2 separate regions of the Homo sapiens genome follow, and region 2 is linked to region 1. A link is a loop called in an ENCODE intact Hi-C map of the cell type or tissue named here. Cell type or tissue: mammary epithelial cell. All regions are shown on one strand. Region 1 overlaps FOXK2 (forkhead box K2). Region 2 holds the start of LOC124904092 (a long non-coding RNA gene).

Region 1 (4,000 bases):
AAATTGCAAAAATAGTACAGAGAACTTCCGTTTTCCCAGATTCCCACTCCGTTAGTGTTTCACCAAACCCGCATGTTCAGTCTCTCTCCCTCTCCTTAAACATTCGAGGGGCAGTTGCAAAGGTGACGCTTTCCCTGCAGGCATCCTCTTCTGTGCCTGCCCTGGTGAGAACTGCTATGGCAACTGTGTCCTAATGGCCGACCTTCTCCAGGCTTCACCCACCGTCGCTCCTGCCCTTCACTGATAGGCCCTGTGTCACACTGAACCCTCCTGTCGCTTTAATCCTCTTCTATGTGTGGCCATCCTCAGCCTTTGTCTTCTGTGACATTGATATTTTTGAAGAGCACAGCATTAGTGATTTCGTCGAACGTCCCTCAGTTAGGATTTGTTGGATGTTTCCTCTTGATTAGATCTAGGTTAGTTACCTTTGGCAGGAACTCTAGAGGTGAAGTTGTGTCCTCTCAGGGCACCATGGCCGTGTTACCCTGGTGTCGTTTTGTGCCGTGGACAATGATGCTGGCTGTGAGCACTTGGCTGAGGTGGTTGAAGAGCAGCATCCCAAACAGGGCTCTGGAGTGCAGAGTGACCTCTGCAGCCACTCTGCTCAAGCGTCTCCGCGTGCTCTGCAAGGCTCCAAACCGGAGAGGTGCTCTGTAGGTCACCCCGTTACGTAAAATCACAGACTGGAAAGAGTTTGTTAGATTTTCTTTCTTTTTTATTTTTGGAGACAGTCTTGCTCTGTTGCCGAGGCTGCAGTGCAGTGACATGATCTCGGCTCATTGCAACCTCTGCCTCCTGAGTTCAAGCGATTCTCCTGCCTCAGCCTCCGGAGTAGCTGGGATTACAGTCACGCGCCACCACACCTGGCTGATTTTTGTATTTTTAGTAGAGATGGGGTTTCACTATGTTGGCCAGGCTGATCTCGAACTCCTGAGCTCAGGTGATCTGCCTGCCAAGGCCTCCCAAAGTGCTGGGATTACAGGCGTGAGCCACCGTGCCCAGCCAGACTTGTTTTTTAAACAGGCAGAAAGGAGCTCACCCATGGAGCATTTTTTCTGAGTCGCCTGAGTTATCTGTGTCACGGCAGAAAAGGACGTCAGGAGTCTGGGGGAAGCAGGGCCATCCTGGAGGCCACAGCCCAGGCAGGTGCCAAGGCCAAAGGCAGCTCTTCTGTGCTTGCCTCTCAGAGTGGGACTGCCTGGGACCAGACCTGCTGCTCCTGAGCTGTGTTGGCCCTGGCCTTGTCTCCTCTGCATGTCAAGGACACATGACCTGCTTGAATGGCAGGGGCTTTTGTTATGCAGGTTCCCAGCCATGCCGTCACTCCACAGAAGCACAAACATGGTTTTCGGGGACTTTGGATGTTTCTGGAGGGGTCTGACTCTGGGTCTGTGTTCATGAGATCCACATTCACAGGCGTGGCTGCGAAGAGGCCCCTAGACCTTGGGATGTGTGCTGAGCCCTTAAGACATGAACCACCACTAGAATCGGCTAAGCTCCAGGGACACAGCAGTTGCGCCTGTGGTGGAGATTGTCCCAGACGGACGTTTGTCCCGTTGCTGTGACGCAGATGGTGGATGGGCTGTGGGGCTGCTTTCAAGTACTTTTTTTTTTATTTCCCGAGATGGAGTCTTGCTCTGTTGCCAGGCTGGAGGGCAGTGGCGTGATCTCAGCTCACTGCAGTCTCCGCCTCCCAGGTTCATGCCATTCTCCTGCCTCAGTCTCCCGAGTATTTGGGACTACAGGCGCCCACCACCACGCCTGGGTAATTTTTGTATTTTTAGTAGAGATGGGGTTTCACCATGTTAGCCAGGATGGTCTCGAACTCCTGAGCTTGTGATCCGCCCACCTCGGCCTCCCAAAGTGCTGGGATTACAGGCGTGAGCCACCGGACGTGGCCTCAAGTACTTTTTTGAAACTGGTTGTAGGGAATAGTTTGACAAATCGGCTAGTTGGTTGAACTTGCTTTGCATAAAGAGACATCACTAAATATAACTCTCCTTAAAGTTGGGGACTTATTTAAATCTGATTCATTTCTGTGGGGCTGTATGATGTTGGTTAATACTGAAGTCTTGCAACAAAGTCTGGCTTTGTTCCTAAGGAACCTGTCTTTGGAGTCCTTAGAGCTTCTTCGTGAGTCTGTTAATTCATAAACTCCAGACCATTGGCCTGCACGTTGCATTTGTAATAATTTCCATTCCCACAAGAAACTAGAACAGGAGAATGAGAGAGCCAGGCTGGGAGAAGGATGTTTGCGACACTGAATCCAGTTTAAGTTGTTGGTTTGTTCAAGTGAAGGAAATGGAATTTTTATCAGGGCCCTCTGAACAGGTTTGAAACTTTACTTAGGGATTTGCCATTCTGCTTTCTGCCACCTAGTGTTCCTTTCCTGTAGTGCATCTCTTAACCTGTCCCTTCCTTCCATTTTTGGTCAGACGTCTCAGGCTTGTAAACAGATTCCTAGTCTATACTGAGCTTCATTACAAATCTTGCAGAATCCAGTGAGGTTTTTTTTTTTTTTCTTTTTTTCCAAGACAGAGTCTCGCTCTGTCGCCCAGGCTGGAGTGCAGTGGCTCGATCTGGGCTCACTGCAACCTCCGCCTCCCACGTTCAAGCAATTCTTCCTGCCTCAGCCTCCCAAGTAGCTGGGATTACAGGTGTGGGCCACCATGCCCGACTAATTTTTTTTTTGTTTTTAATAGTGGCAGCGTTTCACCATATTGGCCAGGCTGGGTTCGAACTCCTGACCTCAGGTGATCTGCCCGCCTCGGCCTCCCAAAGTGCTGGGATTACAGGCGTGAGCCACTGCTCCCAGCCCCAAATAAAGTACTTTTAGGAACACACAGTGCCAGGAATTGGGATAGGCTGACTGTATGAGACAGCCCCCTCATCAGCCTAGTGTCTTCCAGACACTTAAACTCCATCATTGACCCCAAGTGCTTCTGTGGAGGAAAGTTGCAGGGCCAGGGAAGAGGCACCTCAGGCCTTGGGAAGTCAGGGGCCCTTCTAGCCAAGACACCAGCTGCATGTGGACCTGCACTGAGCTCATTGCCCTGCAGCCATGTGGGGAAGACACAGGTCCCAGGAGGATCTAACCCCCGGCATCTGGTTTCGCCCCCACCTCCGTTCTGTTGTAATATTTTGCGGCTCTTTTTAGTGTCATGAGGCAACTCATCCAAAATTATTCCACAGTTTTTAATTTCTAGTTTTGAAAAGGGGAACAAGGATTTCCAAGGTAACTGAACTCCATAGAGAACCTGAAAACAGTTTTAATGTATCTTGTTTCGAATGTAACCTACATTCAAATAAATTATAATTATAGTGTGGGTGTCCATGCAGTCACAACCCAGGTAAAAGAAATAGGTCACTGTCACCGGGCGCGGTGGCTCACGCCTGTAATCCCAGCACTTTGGGAGGCTGAGGCGGGCGGATCACAAGGTCAGGAGATCGAGACCATCCTGGCTAACATGGTGAAACCCCGTCTCTACTAAAAATACAAAAAAAAAAAAAAATTGGCGTGGGGGCGGGCGCCTGTAGTCCCAGCTACTCGGGAGGCTGAGGCAGGAGAATGGCGTGAACCTGGGAGGCGGAGCTTGCAGTGAGCCGAGATTGTGCCACTGCACTCCAGCCTGGGCGAAAGCAAGACTCTATCACAAAAAAAAAAAAAAAAAAAAAAAAAAAAAAAGAAATAGGTCATGGTCAGCACAAAAGCATAGAAAATGGCACAGTGAACCCCCACGCCTGTCATATGATCCACATTTTGCTCATTTCTACATCCATCTGCATGGACGGCTTTTATTTTTTTAAACTGTCTATTGAAGTATACTGTCTATACAGAAAAGTGTGTGTATCGTGCGTATGCAACTGATGCATTTTTACACACAGGAACTCTCACTGACGCAGTCAGAATCTAGATGAAGAAAAAGCAAGTTGGCCGGGCACGGTGGCTCACGCCTGTAATCCCAGCACTTTGGGAGGCCGAGGTGGGCGGATCATGAGG
Region 2 (4,000 bases), 170 kb before region 1:
TCCTCCTCTCCCCTCCTCCCCTCCCACCCCAGGCCCTGCCCTTCCCTGGCACCCAACTCCCTTACTCAGACCTCATCCGGCCCCACCCTGACCCAGGTGTGGGGGTCCCGGGGCTCCAAGCCACCAGGCTGTGTGGACAGCCCCTCTTCTCAGCAGTCACCGTGGCCACCCCAGCTGTGTCCAGGGCTGGAGTCAGAGCCTGCTCAGGTAGGAGGGACACGGTGCCAGGGGCCGGTCGGGGGCGGCGACAATGGAGTGCATGGCACAACCCACTAGAGGGGTCGAGTGCCCCGCTGGGGATTTCAGCAAAAGTCCTTTCTGCCCTGAAAGCAAGAGTAAGACCCCGGCTCTAACAGGTCCTAGTTGACGTTGTCCATGGCTGGCTGCCCCCAGCACCACAGCTCTGCTGTGCCCACGGCCCCGACCACTGCCAGGCTCCCCTGGACCCTCCCTGCCATGTCCCTCCACCCCCCACAATGCCCCCCAGACCCTCCCCACAATCCCCGCAATGCCCCCCACCCCCCGCAATGCCCCCGGACCCTCCCCACAATGCCACTCACTTCCCCACAAGGCCCCCCACCCCCGCTGCAAGGCACCCTGAACCCCCCCCCACGAGGCGCATCCCTGCTGCAGGCCGTTGGCAGGTGTTGCTGGTTCCAGCATTCCTTACAAATGGGAGCCTGCAGCCTGCGGTCCTGCATGTCCGGACTCCAGTAGTTTGCAGCACAGCTGCCTCCCTTCTGCTGCCGGGGCCTGGCCGAGGGATCGCTGCCGCTGCTAAGGGGTGGCTGTCTGGGTCCAGCGCTGGGTGGGCAGTCGCTAAAGAAGTTGCTGTGAATGCTGCTGCCTCAGCCTCTGCTTTCGTTTGCCCTGGGTAGAACCCAGGGGCGGAATCACTGGGCAGGTGGAAGCTGTCTCGCTGTCTCCCTGTTCCCCAAAGCAGCTTCAGCCGTGCCGCGGACACTCACCGGCAAGGGACGAGCCCTCCTGTTTCCCCCCTGCAAGCACCTGGAATTTACTGGATATTAGGTGCACTTGGGAAAGGAATTTCTTTTCATAAAAGGCGACTGAAAATCCCTTTGTGAGACACTGACTGTGCTGGATCAGAGATTTTGTAAATTTGGGTTTGGCCTATGGGGTAAATGGTAGGGCCTGTGCTGGAGAGGCCTTTGCTGTGTGGGGTGTGCAGCTCCCCTGGAAGGCCCTGGGCAGTGGAGCAGCCTGGATGGGGCCCCCCCTGCATCAGGATAGGGGCTCGGTTCCAGCACTATCATATCCCCCCACCATGCCCACCCCTGCTACCCTCCACCCACACCCCCAGCTGCTTCAGCCCAGAGCAAAAATGGTGAGGGAGAAGGTGTCCTGGGCGGGCCTTGGTCCCGAGAACAAGGCAGCAGGTGGCCCATGCCTGGGGGGCAAAGGATCGCATGAATGAACTGTGTCCCCGGCTGGGGGGTGGATGTCTGGTGGCAGGTGCCTGGCGGCGGGTGATTGGTTTGCCAGGCGCCCTCACAGACTGCCCCACGTCTGGCCTGTCTCCAGGCGGCTCTGGCGTGGCTGGGGTTTGGTTTCTGATCGTTGCTCCCCGACCAGAGCTGCTGCAGGGCAGTGGGAGTGGACGCCACGTTCCCCAAACTGGCCTCAAGTTCAAAGGGGCTTTTTCAGACACCCCCAGGTCCCACCTTCCCGCCTTCCCAATAGAGCGTGGAGGACATGGTCTTCTGGGGTCCACGGCGGGGAGGGTGGGGTGCACCGGCGCGTGGATGCAGGGGTCTCAAGGCCCCAAGCCACACTTCACATGAGTTATTCCTCAACAAAGAAGCACCTGCCATTTAGAGCTGCTGAACTCCCAGGCATTCCAGGAACAGTGTGCTTCAGGAAGTGGGTTGCACCTCCAACCAGCAGGCTCCGCTGTTTACCTGCCCGGGCACGCTCCGCTGTGGGAGGCCATCCCCGTGGAATGGACCTCAAGGCGGCCCGCCGCTGCAGGTGGCAGCAGTGACTGCGCTTGTGGGGTGAGGCGGCCCTGGCCGGGGAGGATGGCTGGAGCTGCTTGGCAAAGACTTGCGCTCTTCCTGCCCTGAACCTGCACAGCATCACAGGTGCGCTCCTGGCCACCTGGAGGGTCAGCCCCGGGAGGTGGCGTGGTGCACGGGCCCCTTTCTGCCCCTAGGAAAGCACTTGGTGCAACCCATGCTGTCTGGCACCTTCCCTCATCACTCACAAGGGCAGGTTTTTCCATCTGAATTCCAGACAGATGACAGTCCCAGCTGGAAGCGAGGCTGCCAAGGCCAACGGCCAGGCTGTTCCAGACTCCGGCTTTTCCCAGGCCAAGTGCCCAGCCCCATGCAGGGGTCAGGGGAGGCCAGTTCTCCTGGGACTGACCCAGGGCCCAGAGGCGTCGCGTGCCCCAAGCCACCGGGACAGGTGCACAGGCTGGCACTGGCCCAAGGCTGGGTAGTTCTGGTCTGTCACTTTTGCCCACCTGCAGCCAAGGAGACCCAGGCTGGGAGGGCCTGGGGGGTGAGTGAGGTCACAGCAGGACACAGCCCCAACGGTCAGCAGCCTGGAGACTCCGGTCCAAGCCCCAGCCCCCTCTGCCCTCCCCGCATGGGGCCCCTGCAGACCCCACTGCCAGCTAGGCCTGGGATCTTCCTGTCACCTCCAGCCAGCCCAACGGGACCTCCTGGCAAGCCCCCCCCCCCACCCCCGCTTCCCTGAAGCCCACAGCAACCCACAGGCCGAGCGGCCTGGGCTGTTGGGTATTTCATGGCCCCGACGGGAGCCCCTTTGGCAGAGCCCACCACTGGGCTGCTCTCCAACCGAGTGCTCTCCTGTTTCACAGCTAAGGGACCTCGGCTCGAAGGACCACCCAGGCTGTGCCTGGGGCCCAGTGCTGGAAATCCCGGGAGTGGACACATGCAGGTGCCTGGGACTGACGGGTCCTCACAGGGCGTTGGGCCGGGCTCCGTCCGTCCAGGTGGCCTCCGGCACCCCACAGCGCGATTAAAAACACAGAGCTGTGTCTCACCCCAGAACTAGGAGTTGGCGGGAAACTGGAGCCGCTGCCCCCCTGCCCTTCAGCCAAATCTGGCCACCCTGAGCCAAAATTCCTCCCGGGGGCTGGGAGTCAGGCCGGGGCTGGGCCTGGGGCCTGACGGGGAGGGGCTGTCTCTGTCCCAGGCTCTCCTCCCCATCCTCCCTCCGTCTTCCCCTGGCCTCCAGTGATGGGGAGGGGCTGTCTCTGTCCCAGGCTCTCCTCCCCCATCCTGCCTCCGCCTTCCCCGGCCTCCAGTGATGGGGAGGGGCTGTCTCTGTCCCAGGCTCTCCTCTCTGTCCTCCCTCCGCCTTCCCCTGGCCTCTAGTGATGGGGAGTGGCTGTCTCTGTCCCAGGCTCTCCTCTCTGTCCTCCCTCCGTCTTCCCCTGGCCTCCAGTGATGGGGAGGGGCTGTCTCTGTCCCAGGCTCTCCTCCCCGTCCTCCCTCCGCCTTCCCCTGGCCTGTAGTGATGGGGAGTGGCTGTCTCTGTCCCAGGCTCTCCTCTCTGTCCTCCCTCCGCCTTCCCCTGGCCTCTAGTGATGGGGAGTGGCTGTCTCTGTCCTCCCTCCGCCTTCCCCTGGCCTCTAGTGATGGGGAAGGGCTGTCTCTGTCCCAGGCTCTCCTCCCCATCCTCCCTCCGCCTTCCCCTGGGCAGCTGGGGGCCAGAAGCCTTCTCCCTGGGACGCTAAGAGGCAGTCCCGGGGGGTGTGGGTTCAGGGGTGGAGGGAGGGGCCCAAGGAGAGGCAGGAGCCAGCGTACCCACCTCACCATGGGCAGGACTCCAGGGCCAGTGGGCGAGAGCACGGGAAGGGGGCTGGGCGGACAGCGAGGTAGGGATGCCAGCAAGTTCTGACCCGGGCTGAGGGGTCTGGGCTCCCCTCTGAGGACTGCATCCTCCAGAGCCCTGAACACGGCGCGGCCACCCAGGGAGGGCCCAGAGCAGGGAGGCGGCCACACACGCC

Evidence for each region. A loop is a pair of places that touch in the nucleus more often than their neighbours do. Peaks named below come from ENCODE experiments on the same cell type or tissue, not always from the same donor. Only the 100,000 strongest peaks of a DNase experiment are listed, where the experiment ranks them.
Region 2: it touches region 1 in a loop (10-fold over the local background); 2 of 110 quality-filtered maps call a loop at or near these places.

Annotation. Positions count from the first base shown.
Region 1 is chr17:82,552,232-82,556,231 of GRCh38, forward strand. The region is part of intron 1 of FOXK2 (forkhead box K2); the gene reads left to right. Among named protein-coding and RNA genes, the nearest start is that of FOXK2-AS1, 34 kb to the right of the region's middle. RefSeq lists an enhancer at 23-647 and a silencer at 1,114-1,285. In mammary epithelial cell, a CTCF peak has its summit at 2,380 (motif pointing left); a DNase peak (open chromatin) is centred at 2,390.
Region 2 is chr17:82,382,849-82,386,848 of GRCh38, forward strand. LOC124904092 (a long non-coding RNA gene) reads left to right here and starts at 1,976. Exons shown (of 3, transcript XR_007065959.1): 1 at 1,976-2,102; 2 at 2,846-2,925. RefSeq lists an enhancer at 2,477-3,162. In mammary epithelial cell, a CTCF peak has its summit at 1,905; DNase peaks (open chromatin) are centred at 1,943 and 2,193; H3K4me3 peaks cover 198 bases; H3K27me3 peaks cover 383 bases.